Regions from separate parts of the Homo sapiens genome. Here region 2 is linked to region 1. A link is an interaction called in ENCODE POLR2A ChIA-PET data of the cell type or tissue named here. Cell type or tissue: A673. All regions are shown on one strand. Each heading gives the region's core, and the rest is flanking DNA. Links, peaks and the distances in the headings are about the cores only.

Region 1 (2,903 bases), core at 1-2,500:
GGATTTGTTTGAGTATTTAAGGCTCCTCTTCTAGTCAGATAGTAAATAGATGGGACTGTTTCCTATATTATGGCAGGAGGAGGACCACAGTGTCACTGAGAGATTAGGAAAATCTCCAGATCTGAGACAGTGTGGCCAGAGTTTAATTAAAGAATTTGAATGGCAGAAGATAAACGCCTAGAAAATCCTCCAGCAGCTCATTTGGTGAGGTTTGTTTGAGAATAATGGGGCACAGAATTTTAGAATTGGAACATTCCCAGAAATGAATAATTTGGCCATAACTACAAAGAAATCATGTGGAAAATGCCAGTTGGGAAAGCAACAGCTGTTTATGAGTCCCACTTTAATTTCTACCTCCCTATATTTGAACACCTTTGCTGACGTGGTGTTTTCAAGGGCAGAAAGGACTGTGGGATTGGCAGGTTTCCCAAGTAGGTGAGGGAGAGGTTTCCTAACCATGCTTAACATTGTGACCATTTTTCCTTTTGTAATCTTTGCATATATTCATGACAAAGGAAAAGAGTCTGGCTTCTGCCTGGCATAGAGTGGACGAGTAGTCAGTGTCCAAGAAATGGGGTAAATAAAGCTGAGGTGATGATGGAATCTGATCCTTTTCTTCTTCTTCTTCTTCTTCTTCCTCTTAACCACAGGATTTGAGCAACTTCTATGCACAGTACAAATCCATTGAGCCTTATTTGAAGAAGAAGGATGAATCTCAGGAAGGCAAGCAGCAGTATCTGCAGTCCATAGAAGAGCGTGAGAAACTGGTCATTAGTCCCTATTTATTGTTTCAATCTGAAGAATTTATTGCAAAGATGATTGCCAGGAGTGTGGCTTGGCAGGGAACATAAGCTGATGCAAGCCATTTAGTGTATTCTGGAGAGGAACTGGCACAAGGGTGGGGCACTCATCCTCTTAGGGCCGGGTGAGTAGTGTGAACCCGTGAATGGCCCAGAGTGGACCAAGGAGCTAGAGCCCTGTGCCCCGCCTGCAGGGGCGGGTGGTTGCTGTGTGGCTACTCCATCTTTTTCAAAAGAAACCAGTATGTAAATTGCCTGGGCTTTAAAAAGTGACCACTAAGTCAGAACTGTTCCCTCACTGGGGGCAAAATGAAACACATATGCTGGCCAGTTGTAACTACCACCGTCCTGCTTTACAAATGGGAGTGAAATGTTAATGGCAAAACAGAGTCATCGATATTCTTTCCTGACACCATACTTCTGGTGATCTGTGGGGTGGGATTATTCCTGGCCTGCTCACTCTCTGGGAGTTGCCATTCCTGTGTACAAGCTGTAAAATCTTAAAGCGGAGGCATCATTATCAAGTTTTCAGTCTTTCTTCTTCTACACTACTTCTACTCCTCTGCGAAGAAGTCTTCTCTGATTTGCATACTCCCTGCATACTTGTGGACGTGAGGTAGGAAGGGGACCAAATGGAGACAGAGCCCCACCTGCAGGTCTGCACAGGGCCAAGGGCAATGGCTGTGTCTTCTTCCTTTCTGGATCCCTAGGCCCTGGCGCATGTTATTTTATCCATAAATATTAGTTATGTAAATACTGTAAAAATATATATAAATTTTTTAAAAGGCCAGATGCAGTGGTGCATTCTGATAGTCCCAGCTACTCAGGAGGCTGAGGTAGGAGGATCACCTGAGCCCAGGAGTTTGAGAGTCTGAGAGTTTGAGGCCAGCCCGGGCAACATAGCCCAGGTTTTGTCTCTAAAACATATACATATATGTGAATATATGAAAAGTATCAGTTGTATGAATGAATAAATTAATTCTACCTTTTGAGACTTGGTAAATATTTAGCATCCTCTCCTGTTGCCCATAAAACGTTAAGAAAGGGGAGTCCGGCCAGGTGCAGTGGCTCATCTGTAATCCCAGCACTTAGGGAGGCCGAGGTGGGCGGATCACTTGAGGTCAGTTGTTCGAGACCAGCCTGGCCAACGTGATAAAACCCCATCTTTACTGAAAATACAAAAATTAGCTGAGTGTGGTGGCTCACACCTATAATCCCAGCTACTCAGGAGGCCAAGGCAGGAGAATCTCTTGAACCCGGGAGGTGGAGGTTTCAGTGAGCCAAGGTTGTGCCACTGTACTTCAGCCTGGGCAACAGAGCAAGACTCCGTCTCAAAGAAAAAAAGAAAAGAGAAAAAGGGGAGTCCTAGTAAGTGTGCCCAGTCTGTCACCATCAAGATAGTGAGGGTCAGCACAGTGGCCTGCAAGTCAGAGTAAGCCTGGGATGAGACTTCAGAGCTGCTCTTCTCAGACTGCAGCTCTGCTCCTCAGTTTCTACCTCCCAGAGTCTTGTGCATCCCAGAGTCCAGGCTGAACCGGGCCCTCTGGCCCAGCGAGTCCTTTGCATTCCTAGGCAAGGCTGGTGCGTAGCTAGTGAACATCTCCCTGATGTGGTATTATTAGGGATTGAAGAGTTCCCCTGAGCATGTTTGGTTTTCTAGATACAAGTTGAGTATTCCTTATCCTAAATGCTTGGGTTTCAGTGTTTGGGGTTTCATATGTTTTCAGATTTTGGAATATTTGCCTTACACTTACTAGTTGAGCACCCCAAATCCGAAATCTGAAATCCATGCTCCAGTGAACATTTCCTTTGAGCAGCATATTGGTGCTCAAAAAGTTTCAGATTTTGGAACATTTTGGATTTCAGATTTTCAGATTTGGGATGCCCAACCTGTAATAGAAATTTACTCATTTACTCATTTACATACCAAACATTTAACATTTTTTGGCTTCCTTAAATTAGTATGCTGAACTTAATAAATAATTGGAAAATGTGGAGAAATTTATGTATGTATTTATTTTTAATTGGGCAGCCCCCAAACCAAAATAGGTTCAGAGAGGCTCCATCATTTTTTAAATAAGCTATAATTTTCAGCCTGGGGAA
Region 2 (2,903 bases), core at 185-2,684, 310 kb after region 1:
AGTGGGTTACTCTGATGGGTGACCCTCGTTAGTCTAAGTGGGAGCCTGAGATGGAAATGTGAATGTGGACCCAGCCTCAGGACGAGAGCAGCTACGAGGTGAGAGGGTCTGGCCTGTCCCCACCACTGGTCAGTTTCTGGGTGTGCCTGCAGGGCCCCTGGCCACCAGGGAGCAAGCTGGAGGCCAGTTCTGGCCATATGGCCATGTGGCAAGGTAGCCACAGCTGCAGCCTCTTGGGCCCAGGCACACTGGCGTGGATGTAGGGTGGCCCTAGGACCCACCAGGCCGGGCTCCAGTGGTCCCCTCAGCCCAGGACAAGGGAGCTGGGCCTGGTTCCATCCTTGCTAAGAAGGGGCTCCCTGGTTTGGTTAGTGGGAGACCCAACAGGCAGCACCCGGAGGAAGGGGTGCTTCACAACCAGCCCTGCCAGGCCTTCTTGGTGGCTGCTTTGGTATGAATTCACTACTTCCAAACAAACTAGGGTTTGGATCATGTCAAAGTCAGTGGGATTTAGACTAGGAGGGACCCAGGGACCCTTGAGTAGAGGGTTCCAACTGGCTCCTGTCAACACCTCTTGGAGGCTGTCCCAGATTCCTGAGTTAGACTCTCCAGGTTGGGGCCTGGGAGCCACACCTGGGACATGTCCCCACCCTCATGGCGGTGATTCTGATGCACCTGTCCCACCCCCTCACTTCAAGCAGAGGAGAAGGACAGGTCTTGAGAGGGGCAGGTGCCCCTGATGGCGGGACCAATATGGCCCAAGTGTGAACTGGAAGACGCTGAGCCCGCCTTATGCAAGTGCTGGTGGGGACCGCCGGCCCCTAAGCCTTCCTCACTGAGAAGCCACGATCCCTCCGTGGGCTGGATCCCAGGTGTTAGGAAGACTGGCTGTGCTGTGGAACGCCCTCCAGGGCTCCGGGGCTGGGGAACCCTGACCCCCTCCCAGGCCATGCCAGGTGCTGTGTGTGATTGGGCGCTGGTGCCGACCCAGTGGCCAGATGGCCTGGACTGATGAGCTGCCAGCCCCCCAGGAGTCACCATGAATCTCAGGGAGGTGGACAGAGGGCTTGGGCTCCGTTCCCCACAGCAGCATGTGACTCGACTGATAAGAAGGTGTCTTTCTGTGGTTGCCAGGCTGGGCTTATGCAGGAAGAGCAGCTGGGAATTGGGGTTGGGGGCTGGGGTACCCACTTAACCTCCTATCTTGCGGGTAGGGATTCCTGCTCACCGAGGCTGTGGATATGAAGGCTGGGAGCTGGGTAGGGCAGAGGCTTGAGCTGCCCCAGGCCACAGGGCCCAATCAGGGCACCCAGGTGGCCCAGCTTCATGATCTTGCGAGCCTCTGGGGCCTGCTGTGAATTGCTGTGAATTATTCACAAGGCTCAGCTCTCTCGCTGGCGCGTGGGTGAGTGCTGAGGGAGGAAGGGCTCCCGGACCTGCTGGTGGGAAACTCGATCCTGCCCAGGGAGGGGCTGTGGGTGGCCATGAGACATGGAAGTGACACGCTGCAGAGGAGCTGGAAGGCTGGACAGCCTCGGGGAGGCTCAGCTAATTCCAGGGCTACACCTTGGGGTGTTATAATAGAAAGTGCTTGAGATTGCAGGAATGTCCTGCACATCCCCCACACCTCCCTGTCTATCCCGTTCATGGGGCCAAGTCTTCCCAGAAGCAGAGGACTTGTCACAGTGACCTCGGGGCTGCTGCCACGTGGGACCCTCCCTCTGAGCCCTTGTAGAAAAGGGATCTCTCATACAAAATTAGCCGGGTGTGGTGGCGCGTGCCTGTAATCCCAGCCACTCAGGAGGCTGAGGCAGGAGAATCGCTTGAACCCGGCAGACGGAGGTTGCAGTGAGCCAAGATCGCGCCATTGCACTACAACCTGGGCAACAAGAGTGAAACTCCATCTCCAGGTGGGGAAAAAAAAGAAAAAGAAAAAGGACCTCTCAGTTGGGAGGTACGGGGCTGGCAGGAGCTGGGCTGGGCAAGTCCCAGGCTCTGGGTCTCAGGGAGATTGAGTTGGGAGGGTTGGCCCTCCCAGCAGGAGCTCCAGTGGCTGATGGAGGGGAACAAGGGGTCCAGACCCCCATTCAGGGCAGAGTGAGGAGGGGCGAAGAGCAGGTGGCCCCAAGGCCAGTGGCCACCCTCCCAGGAGGGTCCTGGGGCCCAGGAGCTCACTCTGCCCCCCTCACACCTGCTTCTGGCTGTCCCAGGGCCTGAGCAGCTGGACAGGGCTGTGTGGGTCGGGGAGCTGGGGATCAGCTGGGACCCTGAGGCTTGAGCTTCCAGGCTGGGGAGTGAGGAGGCTCCAGTCTCTTCCCCTGGGCTCGTGGGTGCTGCCAGTCACAGCAAGCTGGAAAACCAGTTAGCCCAGAGATGTTATCAACTTCAGCAGGTGCCTCCTTCCCCCAAAGCCTCCCCTACCCCTGACCAGACTAGACTGGAATGGGATTGGAAAGTACCTGGGGCTGGGTATGGTGGCTCACGCCTGTAATCCCAGCACTTTGGGAGGCTGAGGCAGGTGGATCACCTGAGGTCAAGAGTTCAAGACCAGCCTGACCAACATGGTGAAACCCCGTCTCTACCAAAAATACAAAAATTAGCTGGGTGTGTGGCTGGGCTATGCCTGTACAGGTGGCACATGCTTGTAATCCCAGCTACTAGGGAGGCTGAGGCAGGAGAATCGCTTGAACCAGGGAGGCGGAGGTTGCAGTGAGCCCAGATCATGCTATTGCATTCCAGCCTGGGCAACAGAGCAAGACTCTGTCCAAAAAAAAAAAAAAAAAAAAAAGGAACGAATGAAAGAAAGGAAGGAAAGAAAAGAAAGGAAAGAAAAAAAGAACCTGGTGCTGAGTATCTTCTAGGGGTCTGGCACCACCCAGTGTCATCTGAGTCACACAACCACC

Evidence for each region. ChIA-PET counts read pairs that join two places held together with the same protein. Peaks named below come from ENCODE experiments on the same cell type or tissue, not always from the same donor. Only the 100,000 strongest peaks of a DNase experiment are listed, where the experiment ranks them.
Region 2: POLR2A ChIA-PET joins it to region 1 with 5 read pairs; 2 of 35 experiments call an interaction of 5 or more read pairs at or near these places.

What each region holds. Positions count from the first base shown.
Region 1 is chr1:17,025,613-17,028,515 of GRCh38, reverse strand. It overlaps SDHB (succinate dehydrogenase complex iron sulfur subunit B), which reads left to right. Exons shown (of 8, transcript NM_003000.3): 5 at 651-767. Among named protein-coding and RNA genes, the nearest start is that of ATP13A2, 15 kb to the right of the region's middle. In A673, for the core only: no CTCF peak of the experiment used is centred there; no DNase peak of the experiment used is centred there.
Region 2 is chr1:16,716,267-16,719,169 of GRCh38, reverse strand. It overlaps the pseudogene ESPNP. Among named protein-coding and RNA genes, the nearest start is that of TRG-CCC5-1, 9.6 kb to the left of the region's middle. RefSeq lists enhancers at 1-258, 259-812, 1,367-1,920. In A673, for the core only: no CTCF peak of the experiment used is centred there; a DNase peak (open chromatin) is centred at 1,389.